2 separate regions of the Homo sapiens genome follow, and region 2 is linked to region 1. Evidence: chromatin contacts called from ENCODE Hi-C or POLR2A ChIA-PET data. All regions are on one chromosome and are shown on one strand. The core of a region is the stretch at or near the end of the contact, and the rest is flanking DNA. Distances in the headings are between cores, read along the strand shown.

Evidence for each region. A loop is a pair of places that touch in the nucleus more often than their neighbours do. ChIA-PET counts read pairs that join two places held with the same protein, here RNA polymerase II (POLR2A). Pooled maps may share reads with other maps.
Region 2: a loop to region 1 is called in a pooled map, with 4 times the contacts of the local background. The contact joins two enhancer-like sites. A Hi-C loop is called at or near these places in 1 of 37 single-sample maps with no recorded cell type and 3 of 50 pooled maps. POLR2A ChIA-PET finds 5 or more read pairs at or near these places in 2 of 52 experiments (Panc1 and activated CD8-positive, alpha-beta T cell).

What each region holds. Positions count from the first base shown.
Region 1 is chr1:221,666,293-221,670,851 of GRCh38, reverse strand. No RefSeq gene overlaps it. Among named protein-coding and RNA genes, the nearest start is that of DUSP10, 74 kb to the left of the region's middle. Within about 2 kb of position 3,176, at least 4 of the 41 ENCODE cell types and tissues checked have a DNase peak (open chromatin) inside an H3K27ac peak, as active enhancers do.
Region 2 is chr1:221,775,959-221,780,621 of GRCh38, reverse strand. No RefSeq gene overlaps it. Among named protein-coding and RNA genes, the nearest start is that of DUSP10, 36 kb to the right of the region's middle. RefSeq lists enhancers at 1,663-1,712, 2,763-2,812, 2,843-2,892, 2,963-3,052. Within about 2 kb of position 1,946, at least 8 of the 41 ENCODE cell types and tissues checked have a DNase peak (open chromatin) inside an H3K27ac peak, as active enhancers do.

The DNA.
Region 1 (4,559 bases), core at 1,927-4,426:
TAGGTATTAGCTCCATTGGGATCCCCCTACCCACATTTTCACTACGTTTATTCAATTTAACCACGTTTACTGAGCACCTACCATGTTCAAGGCACTAATACCACACACTAGAAATATAAAGATATATAAGATTTGGTACCACCTTTCAAGCTGCTAATTGTATATGGGGAAAGCTTGGGTCATAACTGACTTAAAACAATGATAAGAAGCTAGGTCTTCTGTTTGAAAAATGGCATGTGAGGACTATAATGATTTAAATGGCCAGTGTCACATGCAGTGCACTGCAGATAGCAAGAATCAAGGAGGCTCTACTCGATTGGAGCTTCTTATATTTTATTTGTTTTTCTGTCTTAACTATTAATGAGAGCAGATATGTTCAGGAATGAAATTTGGAGTCAATTATGAATCATCTGTGACTCTCCCATCATCTTTCCTTGGTGTAACTGCATTTTCTTTGCTTAAGCTGATATTAAAAGGAAATGAATATTCTCTCTTTTATTCCCTGGGTGGGAATTAGAAATGGGATGAATTTCACAATCTAGTCTTTCTCATGAAGCAGAACAAAAGACAATAGAATAGTTTAAAATTTCTCTAAGATGATCTCTTGCCCTCTCTTCACCCTTGTGGATCTGGTTAAATTCCAGAAGCTGTTCGTGTGGTCGATTTCCTCAGCATCAGGAATCCAGACTAGTCCAAAGGGATGCCCACATTTTTTTAACAGTTGCATAGGGTCATCAATTATCTGAAATAAAGACAGAAAAATCAGAGAGGCTGACAAACAGAAGCCATCGAAATAAAACAGGGGAAACACAGCAAAGAGGCTCAAGCAGAGTTTTGGAACCAACATTCCAAAGATCAAAGGGCCCCAGTGATTAGATAGTTCTCTACCTCCCATTCTCCAACTTTCCCTTTTATTTTTTAAAATAGAAAAGATATCCATATACCCCCCTGAACTAGCATGCAGTTTTTTTTTCATATCAGTATTTGCCAATTTAATTGTCTGTTTACCGATGCAATTGATGTTCCTGGGGCCATTTCAGGAACAGGTGATTCCACATTCTGTCTTCTGGAGCAGACTGACCTGGCTGATAGGCTCACATGGTTACAGTAAATCACTGTTTCCCACATGCTAGCATGGTTCTTATCACACAGAAAGTGCCAACAGGTGTGAGAAGCCAAAGACAGAGCTTTTGTTCTCCCAGTAATTCCCCTTCCATATGACTAACATTTATCTGTGTCTGATGAGAGTTTGGGCTTAGGAAGGGATATGTAAATATTTTTCTGGATTTGAGTCAGAGATGAGAGTAAATTAAACAATATCTCTGGTAATTGACCTCAAAGCTGTCCCTATGCTTCCTCTTACTGATCTATTACTCCTGCCATAATGTTGGGTCTAACATTAGTAAGAATAGTGAGAACCATTGGCCGAAGCATGTCCAGTGTGCAGAAAGACCAGGGACAGCCTAGTCAATTGACCAAGGATCTGTCTACAAAATCTGAACTTGTAATCTTATGCAAGAGAGCATCCCCAAATTATAAATCTTAAAGAAAAGTCCACTCGTTTTCAAACAGCATTTCTGGTGAGACTTTAATTCTGTATCACTGTTATTAAGGCATATGGATCTTCACCTTGAATGTATAATTTTGATTAAATATTGTAGTTGAAAACAAAATAACAACAACAAAATAAGGAAACCAAGAAAACAAAGAAAATTTCTTTTTCTCCAAGAGTGCAAAATGTGCAAACTATTTGAATGGGGAGGGAGGTAGGTGCTCAGAGGTTCCTGCAGATTGTTGATAGCCAGGACAAGTCGGTTCATCCTTCTCTGTAGGTTCTTGACATGCAAGTTTTGTCTGTTGGCTATCAAAAAGCAGGCAGAAGCTTCTCCTCAAAATAAAACAGAAGCCCATCTCAAAACCTGCCAAAGAATTTGGTCATATGAATGACATTTCTAACTCCTTAAGAAGTTCATTCCATTTGACCTAAAATTTTCACCTGTGTGTTTGTATCTCAAGAATATGATTTAATCACAGATGTAGCTAAAAACTTACATGCAAGTCACATTCTTTATAATAAATGAGGCTTGAAATGACTTAAATGTCAAGTGATAGGTGAATATTTAAATAAACCAAAGGAGATCTAGTGAATAGAAGATTATTCAATTATTAAATGCCAGGCTTCAAAGAGTATTCAGCAACAGAGAAAATAGCTCACAACATAATGCTAAATTTAAAAAAACTATTAACACAGTTTAAACATTTTCCCCTTTTTTTCCTCATCTTCTCTTTATGTTTTTCCTCCTCAGAGACATGTCAAAATGTTTACAGTGTTTTCTTTTCATAATTTTTGATTTTTATTTTAAAGATTTTAAATATGAGCATGGATTAAGTTTACAATCACGAGAGACTTTAAAAGAGTCTTTAAAAAAATCTCCCTATATTTACTTATCTATTTTTTTCTGACAACACAGGTCTCTGGGTCAGAAACAGATCATTCACTCAGAGAATCTTAGCAGCACTAGTTCCCCATGTCCCAATTCTTGTTTCGCGGGTAACATAGTGGGAGCCAAATTTACCTACTTGTGCAGCGGTTGCTTCATAGGAGAGAAAACTAATGTTAGTTTTCTCTCCTATGAAGCAACCGCTGCACAAGTAGGTAAATTTGATATTGATTATTGATACTTGATTGATTATTTATGATGCTTGAAGCTTCTATAAGATGGCTGGCACATGTGTCTTACCTGCCCTGAAGGGAGGGGAGAATGAAAGAGATCTTGCTGCTCTGAAATGTAAACAGATCCTCTCTGGGGAGAGGAAAGGAAGGTGTCTCTAGGTTTTTATCACTCTTAGAGTGTAAGCAAATAGTTCTGATGGAGATGGAACTTCAGATCTCTCCAGAGCAATTTACTATTTCTAATTTATAAAGCATGCTTACCATTCAATCCTTCCAACAAGGCTATCAGTAATTTGTATGTCTGACAGTGCGGAGACATGAAACAATTCAAGAAGCACTGTTTCCAAAATCTTCCACTTATAGCCACTATGGAATAACTGATATTAGATTTGCTCTTTTGCTGTAAACAACTAGAATATGGGACAAAGCACATGACACATCATGTTCAGATCTTGAGCAATAGGAACTGCAGGACTGTGACTCATAAGATAAGGGAAACTAACAAGGCAAGTCCCATAATTACCTGAGGTTTCTGCATGGGAACCTTTTCTGAACTAGCATGCACAGTGGGGGAACAAGCAGAGCATAACACTCTCACTGAGTGAGGAGACGTAAAACCAAATTCAGGGAGACCGAGGCAGCTCAAGTTGGAAGGGCTGGGTTGCAGAGAAGAGGGAATTTTTAAGAAAAATAACTCCAAACATTTGCCCAGGAATCCCCTTGAGTCTTTGCCTGAATAAGCTGAGCTTGCATCCAATAAAACTCTATGAGGCCAGGATAAGAAAAACTACTAAAGAGCTGTAAGTTAAATAATTCACAGAGTTCATAGAGAGTAGGAGGATATTCCATTTCCAAACAGCCAGAGTGAAGACAGACATTATTGAATACCTGGAACATTTGTTAGAAACTCCAAAATGGTTGGCCTTGAGAGCAGGGCTTAAGCTAGCCATAGAATAAAGCCTCCTCTGTCCTGTCCTGATAGATCTTAAACACCAATATTGAAAAAAACCAAAGTACTTGCCACATAAAAATTACAGACTCTTTAAATAAAAGTAAATATAGACAAGCGGTTTTTGACAGAGGTACCAAAGTAATTCGATGGGGGAAAGATAGTCTTTTCAATAAATTGTGTGGGAACAGCTGGATACTCATATTGGGAGTGAGTGTGGGAAGGAACTTTAACACTTATTGTAAATACATACAAAATTTAAGTCAAAACAGATTATAGACTTAAACATCAGAACTAAAATTATAACATTTCTAGAAGAAAACAGGACAAAATTGAAAAACTGAACTTCGTAAAAATTAAAAACTTGTTCTTTGGAAAACAGGAAAATAAAAAGGCAAATGTCAAACTGGGAGGCAAAAGTCAACTTGTGAATATTCATCATTCTATAATGAATATAGTGAAATATCTCATAATGAATAATATCTCATGAGAATATCTCATAGTGAAAAAATGAATATCTCATATCCAAAATATATAAATAACTCTTTCAATGCATCAACAAGATAACTCAATATTTACCCAGTAAAAGATGTGAGTGCATATTTCAAAAAAGATATCATCCAAATGGACAACATTGGCTGGGTGCAGTGGCTTACACCTGGAATCCCAGCACTTTGGGAGACCGAGGCAGGAGGATCACTTGATCCCAGGAGTTTGAGACCAGCATGGGCAACATAGGGAGACCCCATCTCTACAAAAAACACAAAAAGTAGCCAGGTGTACAGGCATGCACCTGTAGTCTCAGCTACTTGTGAGGCTGAGCTGGAAGAATCACATGCGTCCAGGGAGGTCGAGGCAGCAGTGAGCCATGGTTGCGCCACTGTACTCCATCCTGGGGGACAGAGTGAGACCTTGGTCTCAAAACAAACAAACAAA
Region 2 (4,663 bases), core at 697-3,196, 110 kb before region 1:
AGGAGCAGCTTTGTTGGTGGTTCTGGCCCAAAGTCTCACATGAGGTCACAATCAAATGTCGGCCAGATACAGTCTTATGAAGGCTTGCCTGGACCCTGGGATCTGCTTCCAAGGTGGCTCCTGACCCTTCGTGGACAGCTCTGGTTCCTCCCCAGGGAACCTCCCACAAGGCTGCTGGGGCTGATGGCAAGGTGGCTGGTTTCCCCAGGGGGATGGGTCCAAGGGCACAAGACAGAAGCCGCGACATCTCCCATGACCTCACCTCAGAGGTTGTACATTGTCACGTCAGCTGCATGCTACTGTGGTCACACAGGTCACCCCGAGTGAATGTGAGAGCAAACTGCTCAAGGGTATGGCTTCAAGGTGAGGATGAGTGGGGACTACCTTGAAGCTGTCTACCATAGCGGAGAAGGTGCTATTTGGAAATGCAGGAAAACTGGATTTGAGGATGGGATTGTTGCAGGGGAAGGACAGGGAATAGCAGACAGATATCAAAACAGAAGCTTGGGGACCAAAGCCTAAACCATGGGCCAACTTACTCAAACTGGATCATGGATTATGAATCCATGCACAGGAGACTCATGACCTTAAGGAAACCTGCAAGGGAGGTGACATGACTCAGGCTGCAATACTAGCTTGACTCCTGTCACTTCACTGCAGAGGAATTTGTGAGCCAGGCAGGATCCTAATGTGCATCTCTGGGCCTGCTTTCTCCAGGCTGACTGATAGAAGCTGTGGCTTGATGCTGAGTTCACCATCAGGGCTGAGGCTGCTCAGGAGCTTCCTTTTCCAAGCCCAGATAGGTCTTAGAGGTAGGTAGAGTGGCCGTCCATGCAGGGAGAGCCCAGAGGCTGGAGAGCTAGCTAGGCTCTGGTTGCGTCTGTTTTGTGGCTAGGTGGTTGGTTTCGCCTTGTGTCCTTAGGAGGTCCAGGGCTGCCCACGGCCACCATTGGTTTTCAACTGTGTGAACAGACACAATGCCCCAGACCAGGGAAGAGAACACTGCGAGTGTGCAAGCAAACTCATAACCAGCACCCCAATGTGCCTTTGTTTGCCCTCTCCCCCTTGGCACATAGAACCAATCTAAAAAATTGCTCCCTTACACTTCTATCAAAATCTCAAATTTTCAAAGTCCTATCAAGAATATTATCCCATAAGCCAAGGCTAGAGATGAGTTTTCGTAATAACTTCACCAGACAAAAGAGAAAACTGAAGCTACAAGAGGCAAGACCTACCCAGAACCATTTGGCTGAGCCCAGCACTCTGCCCATGGTCCATGCACCCCTTGACCCTGACATCAGCAAAGCAGTCCCCATCACCAAAGTGCTATGTGCCATGTGCCCCTGGGAAGAAGAACCAATCTGAGATTGCAAACAATGGGAAAGGACCTCAACTCTTGTGAGGCAGCTCTAAGAACTTTCAGCCCTAGACCTGTACATTTTTTGTGATTTTTTAAAAATGTAACTCACCATGCTATACACATCCTTAGCACACATCCCGTACACAAGCTCACTCTGCTCCTGGCATTGAGCACCCAGGGTCTCTTTAGGGGACTCCCTTTTTCTCCCCTGAACGGGCCACTCTTTACCATCAAAATGAATTGCCTATCATCTGTACTCGGCTTTTTAGCAGTCACAAATACAGGGTGGGGAATTTATTGGATACCAGGTGTCCTATTAGCCAAAGTCCTTTCCAGCTCATGCTGCTGAATGAGCCAGGTCATGACCCCAACCAGGCACTCTGGTTAGAGCTCAGTGTAGACAGATGTGCACACACTGCTGGGCACAGAAGGTTTGGGAGTGTAGACAGAGGAAGTGAGTCCTGTCAACTGGGGCGGCTCCTGCACTGAGCAGTGAGGGCTGTGAGTGAGAACTCTCTGATGCTTCCTCTCTATGTAAGGCCCGTGAGCTTTATGACTTCCTTCTGGCTTGGTTGTAAGCGAAAATCACCTCAAAAGGGGCGTGGGTAAGAGCTACTAGCCTTCTTGGAATGCCTACTATGTGCCAGACATGAAAGCAGATGCTTTTTTCAAATACTTCTGTCGGATGAACTTTCTTATTATTGTGGTACAGATGAGGAGGCAAAATCATTTGTCTAAGACCCCACTGTTTCAGCTGCAAGCTTTCGTGGCTCCTCAGTTTGCATTTTTTCCTCACTGCAGTATCACTTTGTGAAGGAGGTCTGAAGTCTTCAAATGAAAATAGAGTTTTCTCCTTATGTAAGTATAGCAATCAAATGTTCTGGAAAGAACACTGTGCCCAGCCAAATTGCTCTAGATGTTCAGGGCAGGAGAGGGGCGGATATCCTGGTGGTGATGACCACATAACAAGAAGAGACAATGTGTGCTTAAGGTACCAGCATCTCAGGGTGGTCTAGTATTTCTCAGAGAATGGTCTGAGAGTTGGCCTCTCGTGGTATAGGTAAATTTTTAAGTATTTATGAAAATGCTTATATGTCTGGTTTCAGCCTGATTTAGTAATTTGCTTGTATAATCTCTATGTCTATTCTTGGTGGTCCAAAGGGCCCAGATTAAGAATTTTATAAACATCCTGCTGTGTTTAGTGTGTTATACCTCGGAGTATCTATTTCGCTAACCCAGATGGTGCCGTTACCACACACATATCCTGCAAGGGGAGGGAATTGTATTAACAAGTATAACCAGCAAAACCACAGCATTTCACTTTAGCAAAAGGGGCCGAAACAGGAAGCAGGTAAATTCCCTGCTCCCACACATCTACCATTCTCTCCTCCCTTCTATGAACTTAGAGTCTCTGGTTTTGTGGCCACTGAACTTGTCTCCACCTCTAGGGGCCAAATTGGGCACTGGGGGGAATTCACAAGCTTTATATTTAGCTCAAAATCACCTGGGCTATATGTGGGCTCATCACTTCCTTAAAGGTGGAAGAAGTTATAATTTCTTTTTTCTCTCTTCTCTTTCTCTCTCTCCATCTTTTCTCTTCTTTTCCTCTGTCATTTTCCCCTTCTCCTTCCAAGCATTATAGTCTTCCTTGGACCGCTTTTTCCGAATTGGCTTCCACTGGCCCATTCCAGAGTACAATTACTAGTACTGTACTACATTTCCAATAGTCAATAAGAAAGCAGAAGTGGCCACATTGGCTTCCCCTAAAAGCAGCATCAAATTTCAAGTACTTTCTTATATTACCGCCGCTCATTCCACCACCCTCTATAAGCACACAACTCACTGCTGAGCACATCATAAATGCTAAAAAGTAGTGAATAAATCAACGAATTAAATAATTCTTTTATTCTAATTTTTTTTGTACAGCAAGCCATTGTGAATAAGATGGTTCTTTTATCCCCAAAGAGGTTGCCTATTGACTGAAAGCCTAAGCACAGCTTCTGAGAGTCACAATGAGATCACATCTCTACTGTACTGAAAATCTTTTCAGGCACCAGAGAGAAAGGCCTGAGTGTGATTCTCCTTCCCTGGTTCTGAGTGAGAAGGTCATTAGCTCACTAGGTACTGGCAATTTCAAGAATTGCCAAAATGACAGTGATGTGATAAGAACAACTATCCTGTTGGGTCTTTGTGTAGTATTTTTCCTTTGAAAACAGCTTTATGCTAATTATCCCATATGAAACACAAAAAAAAAGGAAGTGTGAGGTCAATGTGGCTAAGATTTATGTCCGTTTTGCAGACGTGGATCTGAGATATCTCGTGATTTGCTGGTGGTTGCACAGGTAGTGGAAGAGCTGGGGTGGAAGGGTTTCTTCCTGAGCAGGTGGCTGTTCCTCCCAGAAGTCCTGCCTACCTGCCTTTCTCTTGCTGACAGCCATATCACCCACTTTGTTTAAGGGTCAAAACTGTCTCAGGTTGTTCTCACTGCTACACACCCACTAGCGCCATGACAAATTACAGATGCCATGGCAACATCAGGAAGTTACCCTGTATGATCTAAAATGGGGAGGAACCCTCAGTTCTGGGAATTGTCCACCTCTTTCCTGGAAGACTTGTGAATAATCCATTCCTTGTTTAGCCTATAATCAGGAAACAACCATAAAAACGGGCAACCAGAAGCCCTCAGGGCTACTCTGCCTATGGAGTAGCCATTGTTTATTCCTTTACTTTCTTAACAAACTTGCTTTCACTTAAGAAAAAAAAAAAAACTTTCTCCAGTAAAAATTTATGTTCACACCTAAAATTTGTAAACCAATGTGCATAGCATCTTTATTCATGATGGTTAAACACTGGAAACAATCCAGATGTCCATCAATAGACGAGTGGATAAGCAAAATGTATAATCCGTGCAATGGAATATTATCGGGCTGTCAAAAGGTATGAAGAGCTGACACATGCTGCAACATGGCAAAACCCTGAAAACATTATTTTAAGTGAAAGAAGCCAGTCACAAAAGCCCACATTATGTATTATTCCGTTTAGACGAAAAGCCAGATTAGGCAAATGTATATAGATGCAAAGTAGATTAGTGGTTGCCCAGCGTGGGGAGTTGATGAGGGTATTGGAAACTGATGGCTAATGGGTACGGATTTCTTTTAGGGGTGATAATAATGTTTTAAAATTTTTGATGGTGGCACAACTCTGTGAATATACAAAATCTCACTGGGTTGTATAATATAAAAGAGTGAATCATATATGTAAACTATATCTCAAGAAAGCTGTTATTTTTTTTTAAAGACTGAC